3 separate regions of the Mus musculus genome follow, and regions 1 and 2 are each linked to region 3. The links are chromatin loops, found by intact Hi-C in ENCODE. Cell type or tissue: left cerebral cortex. All regions are shown on one strand. Each heading gives the region's core, and the rest is flanking DNA. Links, peaks and the distances in the headings are about the cores only.

Evidence for each region. A loop is a pair of places that touch in the nucleus more often than their neighbours do. Peaks named below come from ENCODE experiments on the same cell type or tissue, not always from the same donor. Only the 100,000 strongest peaks of a DNase experiment are listed, where the experiment ranks them.
Region 1: a loop joins it to region 3, with 2.4 times the contacts of the local background. A loop is called at or near these places in 5 of 42 quality-filtered maps.
Region 2: a loop joins it to region 3, with 2.5 times the contacts of the local background. A loop is called at or near these places in 3 of 42 quality-filtered maps.

What each region holds. Positions count from the first base shown.
Region 1 is chr9:72,953,949-72,957,948 of GRCm38, reverse strand. It overlaps a transcript of Dnaaf4 not described here. Among named protein-coding and RNA genes, the nearest start is that of Dnaaf4, 2.8 kb to the left of the region's middle. In left cerebral cortex, for the core only: CTCF peaks have their summits at 713 (motif pointing left), 2,203 (motif pointing left) and 3,000 (motif pointing right); DNase peaks (open chromatin) are centred at 2,198 and 2,996.
Region 2 is chr9:72,967,034-72,971,033 of GRCm38, reverse strand. Dnaaf4 (dynein axonemal assembly factor 4) reads right to left here. Exons shown (of 9, transcript NM_026314.3): 7 at 1,849-2,002. It overlaps Gm23567 (a small nuclear RNA gene), which reads right to left and starts at 1,432; the gene lies at 1,326-1,432. In left cerebral cortex, for the core only: a CTCF peak has its summit at 2,346 (motif pointing left); DNase peaks (open chromatin) are centred at 2,168 and 2,366; H3K27ac peaks cover 1,167 bases.
Region 3 is chr9:72,764,076-72,769,925 of GRCm38, reverse strand. No RefSeq gene overlaps it. Among named protein-coding and RNA genes, the nearest start is that of Gm27204, 12 kb to the left of the region's middle. In left cerebral cortex, for the core only: a CTCF peak has its summit at 3,066 (motif pointing left); a DNase peak (open chromatin) is centred at 3,025; H3K4me3 peaks cover 485 bases; H3K27ac peaks cover 394 bases.

The sequences.
Region 1 (4,000 bases), core at 1-4,000, 190 kb before region 3:
ACACACCGAACTTCAGCTGCCAAGAAACTTGAAGGCCGTGTAGTTCAGCCCAACGTCTTTAGTGCCATGTGCATTGTTAGCAGAAAAATGACTGAGATCTTTCATTTATTCTAAATGCTCCTTCTACACTACTTCCTTAGGCCCAGTTTCTACATTACGCGAGTCTGATGTGAATGATAAATGTAATTAAGTACTAGAGAAGTTATTTGCACATAGAATGCTGCATTTTAAACTAGAAAAAAAAAGTTTGGAGAGCATTTAGGGAAATGTTTAAACTCCAGCATAATTTATTGCAGAAAGTTTAGGATCAGTAGAGTTGGTGTTAGTATCTCTCCCTTCCTGATCCTGACCTGTTTTGTCAGCAGATCATTATCTCAAACTTCTGCTCCTTTGTCAGTCCTTCTGAGCAGAGAACCTAACATCCTGCTGATTTGTTTCACTTTCATCCTGCTTTTTGCCATTTCCCTCTTTTTATTCTATTCTTGTTCCTAGCATGTTGTCTCAAGCTCTTGTGTCTTTTCTGGCTTCTACAGGCACTGTATACACACACAGACACACACACACACACATACACACATGCACATACTTAAAAATAAAAAATTGGGGCTGGTGAGATGGCTCAGTGAATAAGAGCACCGACTGCTCTTCCAAAGGTCCTGAGTTCAAATCCCAGCAAACACATGGTGGCTCACAACCATCTGTAATGAGATCTGGCGCCCTCTTCTGGTGTGTCTGAAGACAGCTACAGTGTACTTACATATAATAAATAAATAAATCTTTAAAAATAAAGATAAAAAAGAAGTCAGGCAGTGTGCCAACACACCTTTAGTCCCAGTGCTTGGGAGGCAGAGGCAGGCATCTATTTCTGAGTTCGAGGCCAGCCTGGTCTACAGAGCAAGTTCCATGACAGGCAAGGCTGCACAGAGAAATCCTATCTTGGAAAACCAAATAAATTATAAAATACTAAAGGACTTGATGGGCTGAGGAGGTAGCTCAGGTGGTAGAGAGCTTGCTTAGCATGCTCAAAGCCCTGGGTTTAATCCCAGCATCACACAAACCAGGTAGGTGTAGCTGTGTGTGCTGAAATCCTAGAACTTGCAAAGTGGAAACAGGAAGACCAGAAGTTCAAAGCTAACTTCTACTACATACTAAATTTGAGGCCAGCCTGGGCTGCATGAGACCTTGTCTGAAATAAAATACAGCAGAACTATCCGGCAGTAGTGGTTCATGCCTTTAGTTCCAGCACTCAGGAAGCAAAGGCAGGCAGATCTCTGAGTTCAAGGCCAGCCTGGTCTATAGAGGGAGTTCCAGGATAGGCAGGGTTACAAAGAGAAACCCTGTCTCAAAAAAAAAAAAATCAAAAACAAATAAAAGCAGAACTGATGTTTATCAAAAAGCATAATATTGTTAATTTTTTTATCTAACATATTTCTTCAAAGCTTTTCAACCCAGGCGTATAAGCCATCTCTCTGTAGCTGAACAAGCTGAGCTCAGCACACTGAGCAGGAGGGAACAGACTAAGGGGAGAAACGCCTTTGTGAAAGGGGTTGGAATTTGGGACAGCCTAAGAGAAGGAAGTTTCCAACTAGATTCAGCGCTTCCAAAATGGAGGCAATCCCTTTGCTTATCCCACACCATGCTATATTTGACATATTAGATATTTTAGGCTAAAGAAACTTTGTCGTCGTCCCCCCTCACCCCCCCATCCCCCCACCCCCCAGTTTTTTAAGACATGGTTTCTCTGTGTATCCCTGACTGTCCTGGAACTCACAGAGATCCACCTGCCTGTGCCTGTGCCTCTGCCTCCCTAGTATTGGAACTAAAGGCATGTACTACCATTGCCTGGCTTAAACTGAAGGAATGTAAGAAAGACCCTTTAACTGTCTATAACCCAGTCTTCTCTGAGACAGATCTCATACGATCCTTGTGTGAAAAAAAAATGTCCTCCTTAAGGTCTCCCCTTTTCTGAAGAGAAGGGGAGGAACAATGGGTGTCGGGAGGAGGGATGGGGGTAAGGACTGGGAGGAGAGGAGGGAGGAGAAACTGCAGACAGATAGATAGATAAAAATAATGTCCTCCCTTAGGGCCTAAAGAGACAGCTCACCAGTTAACAGCATTGACTGCTGCTTTACAGAGAACCCAGCACCCACAAGGCAGCTCATGACTGTCTGTAGCTCCAGGTCCAGGGAATCTGATGCCCTCTTCTGGCCTCAAAAGGCACTGCATGCATACGGTGCATAGACAGAGGCCAGGCAAAAGATTCCTACACATAATATAAAATAAATGAAATCCTTTAAACCTGGAAAGCACCTAAATATTTCTAAAGTAAATACACAAACAGAATATTATATAGCAATACAAACAAGCAAATTATTGCTGTACACTAAATGATGGCTGAAAAAAGGAAGTTAAAAAAAAAAAAAAAAAGGATTCTTAAGGAGCCAAGCCTGATAGCGTGAGTTCAAGCCCCAGGACCCACATGGTCAAAGGAGAGAACCAACTCTGGCAAGTTGCTCTCTGACCTCTAATACATAAAACAAATAAGCATCGTATATAAAACAAAAGGTTCTTTTTAAAAATTACTATTCATTCGTTCATTTTAGAGACACCATGTAGTCTAGGCTGACCTGGAACTTGCTGTATAGCTCGGGCTACTGATTTGCTGAGCCCTCTCACCCCACTGTTTCCCTACCCCTCTTTCACTATGTAGCCCAGGCTAGTTACATAATGAAACTCCGTCCTTCTGCCTGGAATACATATGTGACTCCACATCTGACTTACTAATGCCAAATTTTAAAAATTTAAGAATATATGGCATCTGTTTGTAGCCCAGGCTGGCCTCACACTCACAGAGACCTGCCTGTTCTCTGCATCACAAGTGTTGGAATTAAAGGTGTGTGCCATCATGCCCACTAAGCCGTTTCTTTTAAAATTTATTTGTGTTATGTGTTTGGGTGTTTGCCTGTATTTTTGAGTACCATGTTCATGCAGAGCCCACAGAGGCCAGAAGGGGGCATCAGATTCCCCTGGAACTGGAGTTACAGAAGGCAGTGGTGAGCTGCCATGTAGGTGCTGGGAATTGAACAACATTTGGAAGAGCAGCGAGTGCTCTTACCCATCTCTCTAGCCCCTCCTAACCCCACACCCCCAAGCCCCCACCTCACACTTCCACCCTGCCCCAAACCACCTTCTTGATCCTGGTGTCTCCCTTGCATGGCAAGTATTTAGTTGTATCTTTCTGCATTGCATACAATATTAAAGTCACACAGATTTAACCTTCTACCTCATCTCTGTTCTTTGAAGAAAAGAAGTGTACATAGCAGGACCTGACCAAAATTCGCTCAATCAGTGTCAACTCCTGGCAACCTACGGGCCAGAGCCTCCCTTAACCTGCTGATGGTTCCACTTCATTCAAAGCCAATGCACTCACACTTACCCCTCCTAATGAGAGAAAGTTCAAACTCTTAAAATAATCAGGTCTTCTCCTTAAAAACTACCTTTATTCAAGAGAATCTGGAATAGAGTAACACCAGAGGAGACAAACTGACAAGTTGTTCAAGAAAGCCTACATTCAACATTTCCACTAGCAGTGAGTCTAAGTGTGACAGTCCTTGCACAGCACAGATGACACACGTGTCTCCCTGAAAGCAATGGTGACAAGACCGTAGTCTGATGGGAAAACAGACTCTCTGCTTGTCTTAAAACTTTAGACTAGCCGGGCGTGGTGGCGCACGCCTTTAATCCCAGCACTCTGGAGGCAGAGGCAGGCGGATTTCTGAGTTCGAGGCCAGCCAGTGAGGTCCAGGACAGCCAGGGCTATACAGAGAAACCCTGTCTCGAAAAAAAAAAAAATCAAACAAAACAAAACAAAAAAAAAACAAAAACAAAAACAAAAAACTTTAGACTAAAACACAAAGGTGGGGAGGCACGCTCAGTGTTAAACTCCTGCATGGTGTTGGGGGCGGAAGGGGGTTGAGCAGAATGGAGAAACTGTACAGGG
Region 2 (4,000 bases), core at 1-4,000, 200 kb before region 3:
ATGCTCTGCACCTATAGTTCCTGTGCCTGGAGCATTATTAAGCTGGGTGTAGTCACAGGCTTGCAATTCCAGCACTTTTGAGGATCAAGAGTGAAAGGCCATTCTCTACATACTAAGTTCCAGGACAGTCTAGGCTACATGAGATCCTGTCTCAAAAATAAATAAAACACTAAAAGTACAAACAAATCAATCAGCTGGGCCTGGTGGTACATGTCGATAATCCCGGGTATAGGGAGGCTAAGGCACAGAACAGCAAACTTAAGGCCTGTTCAATGTTAGCCAATGTTAGGCAATTTAGACCCGCACTATAAGTTATATTGGTAAATTGTCATGTGCTATTTGCACGTATTGAGAGCTGACTCAAGCATGTTTATTTCAAGATCTCCCAAAACTCCACATCCTAGGTCAGGTTCTCTAACGGAGAGAAAGGAAAATAGCTAAGTGCTGAGGCTGTGATTAAAAACATCGCACCCAGGCTGGTGAGTTGGCTCAGCGTGTAAGAGCACCTGACTGATCTTCTGAAGGTCCTGAGTTCAAATCCCAGCAACCACATGGTGGCTCACAACCATCTGTAAGGAGATCTGACTCCCTCTTCTGGAGTGTCTGAAGACAGCTACAGTATACTAAATATAATTAATTAATTAATTAAACAAAACAAAACAAAACATCGCACCCCTGAGAATGACTGGGTCTCAGGGTGAGCCATTCCCAGCAGAGCAGAGGTTACTACTGTTTATCACACAGCATAAAAAGGCCTGCAGTGGGTACATGAAGCAAAGTCTATGCTCTGTCTAGACACCTCTCAGTCAGGACGCCCAGTGTGACTCTCTCAGTGGAACTCCCCGTCACTGCTGCAGGATGTTGTCAGTGCCAGAGGCGATGATGTTTTACTATGCTTCACTTCCTGTCTGCTACTTGCTGATTGGTCTTTCACTTTGGCTCCCTCTTTGGAGACAGGAAGGAAGCCCGGCAACTGTAGAGCATCCTCTACACAGAACAAATCAAAAGGGAAAAGGGACCACACACAGCACAGCGCTTACCTCCAAAGGCAGAAGGGCTTAGCATCAACTTCTGGGGGCGGGGACTGAGTGCAGAACCAGCGCCTCACACTGGCTGAGCAGAGGCTTTACCATTAGGCTAAGTGCTAAGTCCTAGAGCATCCTTTAAACCAATAAAGAAGGCCTAGCAAAGGTAGGCCCGGGGCCCCACCCCACCCCCCTGCCCTGTGGATCGTGAACATGCTAGGTTCTATAACACACTTTTCAGACATCAGTAGTTTATTGTTTTAGTAGTCTAAGCACATTCCAAATGGAAACTCAAAAAGAAAAATTAGGAAATACTTCATGAATTTTTGTGTCATCCTTGCACAGGGACCATGATGCTCTTCTCTGCATCATTCCAATTTTAGCATGCGTGCTGCTGAAGTGAGCACACATTTCTCTCATTTGGTAACCTTGCCTGGAATTCGCCTGGCCTTGATCTAAGTGATCCTCTTCCTTCAACCCCTTGATGAGCCACTATAGCTGACTCTTCATGATAATCTTAAAGATATATATATAGATACACATATACATATATATATATACATATACATATATATATGGGTGTGTGTATTATGTGCATTGGTGTTTTACTTGCATGTATATCTACAGGAGGGCGTCAGATCTTGGAGTTACAGATGGTTGTGAGCCACCATGTGGGTGCTGGGAATTGAATCTGGGTCCACTGGAGGAGCAGTCAGTGCTCTTAACAGCTGATCCATCTCTCCTGCCTCAAAGCACTATATTTTTAAATGAAGTAAATACATAAACATATACACAACACACCCAAACAGAGAAATATACGTACCTTAGAAGAGTCCTCGATGGCCTTGTGTAGGTTTTTTAATTTGAGGTGGCAAGCAGCCCGATTCAAATACAATAATGGGATCTTACAGTTCAGTCGTATGGCTAAATTATATGCATCAACCGCTGCCAAATAGTTTTCTGTTGCAAACAATTTGCTAATGAGACAAAAAGAAAGGGCCAATTTAACATTGAAGCAGACATGAAAAAATAACATTGAGCCTACTTGGCACTTAGAGAGATGGTTCACCATCTGCCTTGTTTATTTCCTGTCAGATGGAGACCGCCTACTGCACAGACTCCAGCTTTCCACATACACCAAGCAAGGACCTTGAGTAGGGCAGATCCTCCCACCCAAAGGCTGCCCTCATTGGTTTAATGCAGCAGGTGTATGCCTATCTTTCTTGATAAAGGAATTTATTTAGGGATAGGAAAGGGGCTTAAACTGGCCTGAATGAAGCCGGTGACTTGGGCCTCAAGTTGGAGTGTGAAAAGCTGGTAAAACTTCTCCCCCTGCTGGATATGGAGGAGGAAAGCACACAGCACAAACGCTGCTGCTCGTTGGTAACCATGGGGAAACTGGTGCGGAGAACAGAAACAGCAACAGGAGGGAACAGCTCTTCATGACGTGAGGAAGCTGCTATGAGCGAGCAAGACACCCGTGTCGGTGTACCGTCAACACACACACAGCCAACACCAACCAGCCTGGTGGTGCAGACCTGTAATCCCAGTCATGTCACAGGCTGAGGTGAGAAGATTGCAAAATCAAGGTTTGCTCGGCCCACACAACAAGCTGAAGGCCAGCATAGGCAACTTAATGAGACACTGTCTCAAAATAAGGAAGGAATTACTGCAATCCCACGACGTGAGAGGGAGAAAGGAGACTGTGTCATGTGAGTCCCATGTCAAAACAAACAATAGGTGACATAATTGTAAAAAGGAGAAAGAGCAGGGGACATAGCTCAGTGTTATAGCACTTGTCTAGTTAGTGAGGCCCTTGAGCAAACCCCAACACTACAAAAATCTATTGGACGGACAGACAGAGTGCACAAGGCCAGCCAGCCAGCATCAGTACATCTTGGTAAAGAGACACATGCCCCTTTGATTTAGCATTAGAATGAAGCAGGGAGAAGCATTCTAAATATGATTTTTAAAGAATAACATGGACATGGTGCTAAAGGCCTGTGGTCCCAGGAGTTTGGAGGCAGAAGCAGGAGTGCTGATATGTCAGTTCAGTGGTGATGGCACACACCTTTAATCGCAGAGGCAGAGGCAGAGGGCAGAGGCCAGAGGCCAGAGGGCAGAGGGCAGAGGGCAGAGGGCAGAGGGCAGAGGGCAGAGGGCAGAGGGCAGAGGGCAGAGGCAGAGGCAGATCTCTGTGAGTTCAAGGCCAGCCTGGTCTACAGAGCTAGTTCCAGGCCAACTAGGGCTACACATAATTCTGTCTCAAAAACAAACCAAACCAAACCAACAAAAGCCCTAGTAAAACACATCCTCACATGCATGAAAGCGTAGGCTAGTCAGTCCAGCACTCGGGAGGCTGAAGCAGGAGAATCACCATGAGTTCAAGACCAGCCTTGCCTACACAGTGAGTTTCAGGCCAGCCAGGGCTGCAAAGTGAGAGCTTGTCTCAAACAAACAAACAAACAAACAAAAAACAAAGCAAAACAAAAAATAAAACCATAAACAAATACACAGCTTGGTGATCTCTTGCAGCATACGCAACTGATTTCTCCCTAGGGGATAAAAGTCCTCAAAAGGGAAGAGTGAATTTTCCCTCCTCCGCATTTTGTTAACATACTCTAAACACCAAGTACTGCAACAGAATAGGATAAGCTGTAAAACACAATCAATGGAAAACAATTACACCTGCACTGAGAAGACATCTTACAATAGCAAGTCTAACAAGCTTCTATCAGGAAAAGCAGGGTGAGGAGACTGGCCTGTCTCTATAAACTTTAGTTTATTTCAACACAGTAGCAAAGGTAGGTTTCCTGGCCCTGCTCTGAAAGCATTTAGGTACATGGGTTAAAAGGCAACTTTCAAAACGATGAGTGTAGACTGGGCTACAAGAGACCCTGGCTCAACAAAATAACAAGACAGTTCTCCATGGATCTCCTGTGACAATCTGGGGGGGGGGGTGAGGTGGGGTGGGA
Region 3 (5,850 bases), core at 868-4,867:
TCCCAGAAAGTGCTGGCTTCTCCCCTCAGATGCATCTTCTAAAAGATGTCTGTTTATTTTTACTTGTAAGTATGCCACATGTGTGCCCACAGAGGCTAGAGAAAGACACCAGGTCCTCCAGAGCTGGAATGGCAGGTGCTTATGAGCCACTCAACATGGGTGCTGAGAATTGAGCTCTGCGCCCTCTCCAGACCCCTCAGATACATTTCAATAGAATAATGTCTCAGTCCCCCACCCTTGGGACTGGCTGGCTTCCTTGTCCTTCTCCAGCTCTGCTGGAACCTCTCAAACATCCCCTATCACTATTTGGAAATCTGACGAGTAGAATCATTTTATTTCCTTCACCACAAAAGAGATCAACATGTCTCTCCCTGACTTTTTTCAGGTGATAAAAGAAACCTGCATGAGGCAGATGAGAAACAGTAATCCTTCCCTCTCAGAAACTGATGCAGTTGTGTGTGCATGTGAGTATGTCTATTGTGTGCATGTATGTACATGTGTGTGTGCATGTGTGTGTATGTGTGTGTACATGTGTGTATGTGTGTGTGCATGTATGTTCATGTGTGTGTATGTGTGTGGTAGGTACACTCACACATACATGCACACATGAAGGCTGTGGAGGCCAGTATCTTTAGGCCAGTACCTTTCTCTATCACTCTTCACATTATTTGTTGAGACAGGGTCTCTAACGGGATCTGGAGCTAGCTGTTTGGACTCACCAGTGGTTCCAAACCTGTGGGTCTCACTCTTTTTTTGGGGGGGGGAGGGTAGAATGATCCTTTCACAGGGGTTTCCTAAGAACACAGATATATACATTACAATTCATAACTAGCAAAATTACAGTTATGAAACAGCAATGAAAAATTGTTGTATGGCTGGGGGGGTCATTACAACCTGAGAAACTGTATGAAAGGGTCACAGTACCAGGAAGGTTGAGAACTGATGAGTTATACTAACAGGCCAGTAAAACCCCAGGGTCCTCTTGTCTCTGCCTCTCAGCCCAACATCTACACGGCTGCCAGGGATCCGAACTCAGGTCCTGGAGCTCACAGGGAGGTATTCAACCACCAAGTTATCTCCTCAGACCCCACACACATTCATCTTAAAGGCTCTGCTGAGGCCACGACCAAACGTTCAAGATGTCAGAATCTGTCCACAGTATGCCCGGCATGACAGCTAGGAAGTGCCCAGTGCTTCCATATGCCAAGGAGACGCAGGACTCCTGAAACGAAGGTCCAATGATGCCTTGGGATTTTCTACTTGAATCTTAAAATTATTTACTTCAGTGGTTCTCGAAACCTTCCTAATGCTGTGACCCTTCAATACAGTTCCTCATGTTGTATGACTCCTGACTATAAAATGATTTAATTATGACTTCATAATTAATTGTGCTGCTGTTATGAATCAAAGTATAAATATCTGATATGGAAGACATCTGAAGTGTGTCTCCCAAGGGGTCACGACCCACAGGTTGAGAACCACTGGGTTTCTTTATGGAAGAAGAGCTAGCTGATATATTTGAATCAGAACTATTTAATGATACCCATTTCAGCCCAGGTCTCTTTCTCCTCTCCCCTCTCTGCCTTCAGCTCTACCCCTGCTCCCCTCTCCCTTCTCCTCCCCCTTCTCTTTCTCAGGGGATGAGGGGGGTCTCTAGTTTCTTAGGAGCTATCCATTTTTTATTTATTTATTTATTTATTTTATTATTTTTTTTTTTTTTGGTTTTTCGAGACAGGGTTTCTCTGTGTAGCCCTGGCTGTCCTGGAACTCACTCTATAGACCAGGCTGGCCTTAAACTCAGAAATCCACCTGCCTCTGCCTCCCAAGTGCTGGGATTAGAGGAGTGGGCCACCACTACCTGGCCCACATTATCTTTAAGACAGGGTCTCTCACTGTCCTGGATCTCACTGAGTAGGCTGGTTGGGTAGCTAGTGACCCACCCCACCCCCACCCCGGGGGTCCCCCCTCCCTACCTCCCCACAGCACAGCACGGGGCTTGCAAGTTTGCGCCACCATGACTGGCTTGTTAAAAACAAACAAACAAACCACGGGTTCTGGGGATTTAACTTAGGTCCTTTACAGACTGAGCTATCTCCCAAGCAGATGTACACACACACACACACACACACACACACACTCACACACACTCACACACACTGACACACTCTTCCTTCCTCCCTTTCTCTCTTTCTTCTCCCTCCCCTTCTTCTGTTTCTTTAACATGTGAGAAGAAATCAAAGCCTAGGATCATTTAGGGGAATTTTCACTTTGGATCCTCTTTCTGTCTCCTAGACTGTCTTTGGGTAGTATCCCAGTCATGGGCCTGCTGGCCTAAGGTCTTTTCTTTCTTTCTCTCTTCCTTCCTTCCTTCCTTCCTTCCTTCCTTCCTTCCTTCCTTCCTTTCTTGCTCTTTCTTTCTTTCTTTCTTTCTTTCTTTCTTTCTTTCTTTCTTTCTTTCCTTCCTTCCTTCCTTCCTTCCTTCCTTCCTTCCTTCCTTCTTTCTTTCTTTCTTTCTTTCTTTCTTTCTTTCTTTCTTTTTTTCTTTCTTCCTTTCTTTTCCCTGCCCTGATCCCTCTCCACACTATTGACCTGGCTCACAGTAACCTGAGACAACTAGAAACCACTCTTTTCTGAGCCTCTCTAGCTTAGCTGCTGCCAGAGATCTAAGGTTGCAAAATTGTATCTGCTCCCCCCCCCCTCCGCCCCCAAGCAGCAATTAGGCAATTGACAAGCTCGGTGGCCATTTGTACCTTCTGAACAGCGTGCAAATGGCTGATGGTGGGTACTATGTAACAACAGCACATGTTCATCCCTGACCGTTAGCGCTTTCCAGAAACCAGACGACGGGCCAAAGACCATGCTGATGCCCTCGGAGTCAGCAAAGGGAGAGATGGCGCACGGTGCAGCCACCCCCTGGGAGCATGAGCAGCAGTATTTCTAAGATTAATCTGTTGGCAGCTGGTAAGTAGGTGAGTTCCCTGCAGCCTTTGAAAGCAGAGGGGATTGATTCGCAAACGACCGCCCACGCTTCCGGGCAAACATGAGTCCGTGGCGCCATCTTCTGGCAGAAATGACCTCAAGGAGTGGCTGAGGACAACAACAGACATTTTATTGGAGGTGTCAGAAGATTCTGAGCTAGGAGAAATCACAGGACTGGTTTTGATCTGGCCCTTTGGGCGCAGACGGGAGTCAGGGGTAGAGCAGAGATAGAAACTCAGCGGATGAACCGATTGACACCCGTTGATTCTTTCAGCTGAGCCCAGCCAAGCACAGTATATGCTCATACCCTCCATGTGAAAAGTGAAATCAGACAGGCTCAAGAGATGGCTAATTACATGTCCCAGTGGCCTTTCATACACACAAATGACACTTGTAACAGAAACTCAACCTAGGCTCCACAGTGTCTGGGAAAATACCGCCACTCTACCCTGCTCCTGTCTCCAGAGCTCCTGAATGGTCACAGGCCCAGTTATTTGGAGAGAGGACCGCGGAGGGGGCCCCCAGAGAGCAGGGGCATGGAGCCCTAAGAAGGCAAGTGGCTCACAAGCAGTCAGTCAGTAAACAACATTCACCAGACACTTTGTTCTCGAGTTTTTCTCACAAATGCCAGACCAGTGTCTTATTTGGAAAAAATAACTCCTTTGTTATGAAACACAGTGGGGGAGACACTTATTAAGTATAATAGATTGGGCTGGTGAGGGGGCTCAGGGAGTAAGGCTGTTTGACTCCAAGCATGGACCTGGATTTGATCCTAACGAACCACAGACTTCTGAAAGTTGTCCTCTGCCCCCACACACATGCCATGGCACATGCGTGCACACACACAGAGAGAAGTAGAATACACATATATGCCTGCATAGTAGATTACCACAGAAGGGGACACAGGCATCATTTCCCAAGCATCTCTCTCTTGTATACTTGTAACATGCCTGCCACATGTTACACTATTACATATAAATACATTATCCTCTCCGGGTCCTAACCCAGTGGGAGGAGGTCCAGAAATCTCACTCAGAGACTGCTTACCTTTTTTTGGTTTTGTTTGTTTGTTTGTTTTGCTTTGTTGTTTTGTTTTGTTTTCGAGACAGAGTTTCTCGATGTAACAGTCCTGGCTGTCCTGGAAATTGCTCTGTAGACCAGGCTGACCTCCAGCTCACAGAGCTTCTGTCTTCCAAGTGCTGGGATCGAAGGTGTGCACCACCACCGCCCAGATAGGTTATCTGTCTTTTGTATGGTCCTATAATTAAAGTTATTCTTTTGGTGACTCAGTTTGTTATACAACTGCAGCCCATGGTCCTTTTTTTTTTTTTTTTTTTTTTTTTTTAATTAATCTGGAATTTCATTCCATTCTTTTTTTTTTTTTAAAGATTTATTTATTTATTATATGTAAGTACACTGTAGCTGTCTTCAGACACACCAGAAGAGGGAGTCAGATCTCGTGATCAGATGGTTGTGAGCCACCATGTGGTTGCTGGGATTTGAACTCCTGACCTTCGGAAGAGCAGTTGGGTGCTCTTACCCACTGAGCCATCTCACCGCAGCCCATGGTCCTAATGGGTCACTTCCTGGGCCTGTTTGTCTTCTACAGAGAGGTGGCCATGTTCCTCTTGCTCTCTTCCCCTTAACTCGCCTTGGTTTTCTCCATATCTCCTGCCTGGAGGTTCTGTTCCCACCATGCAGCGTCCATCCCTGGTCACAAGTACAACCTGTTGAGAGCTCGGCTGTGGGAAATGTTCTTTCTTCTATACCCAGGTGCTGCCAGGGTCAGCCCTGGCCTCTACCAGAGAGCAGTCACTCAAAGAGAACTTTTGTGGCTTATCCCTGACTGTCCCAATGGGCACATGGGCCTGGTTTATACCTGGCTCTTCAGAGGATACTGTGAACATCTGCAGTTATTGGGTAACTCTGTATTGGTCCCTGCAGATCTGTCCCATCACCCATCTCATCCATAACACAAGGGATGTGGACCCTCTGACCTCAGTGGTCCTTTGAGGCTCTGATGCAAGCCCTTAGTTCTGAGCGCCTACGCTGGTGTCTCTGAGGAGAGCAGAAACTTTTCCAGTCACATCTGTGCCTCCTTTGCATGCTAATCTTTTCCTTCCTGGAAATTTCATAATGGCTACAGATTACTATTTGGCAGAATCTTTCCGGCTGGGTTGAAGAATCCTTTACACGTCTTTTCTTTCCCATCTCCCCCTCCTTTCCTCAGGCCTCTCAGTGCATCCAAGGCCTTACCTCAGGGCTTCTCTAAGCTCTGGGTGGTCATCTGTGGTGGTCATGCTTGCCCTGCACTGTGACAGCCCTGAGAAGAAACCAGGAGGATTTTCTTTTATGTTCAGGTGCGTTTGTGCGGAGTGAGGTAGCACGTGGAGCTCAAGTCAGCCTCAGCTGCTGTTCCTCGGGTGACAGCCACCGCTAGAGATTAGGCTTCTGGGACACTGTGTGGTCCGTGACCCCCAGGATCTGATCATCTCTTCCTCCTCCAGCGCTGGTTTACAAGCGAGGGTTATCTCGGTTGTTTTTTTTTAATGTGGGTTCTGAGGGTTGAACTCCGGTCCTTGTACTCACAAAGCTCTGAGCTTTCTCCTCAGACCCCAGCCAAGGAAGAGTTTTGAATGCTGAAGAGGATGCTGTACACATCTAGATCAATGTCGAGGTTATGACAGCCCCTCTTTCCATATCGAGATTGTTTTTAGGACCAGGATTAACATGTTATTTACTACAATCTAGAGCTAGGTTATGTGAGACACTGTTTTCTCTAATCACTTTCATGTGGCTAGGGTATATACTTTATTTATTTATTTATTTTTGGTTCTTTCAAGACAGGGTTTCTCTGCGTAGCCCTGGCTG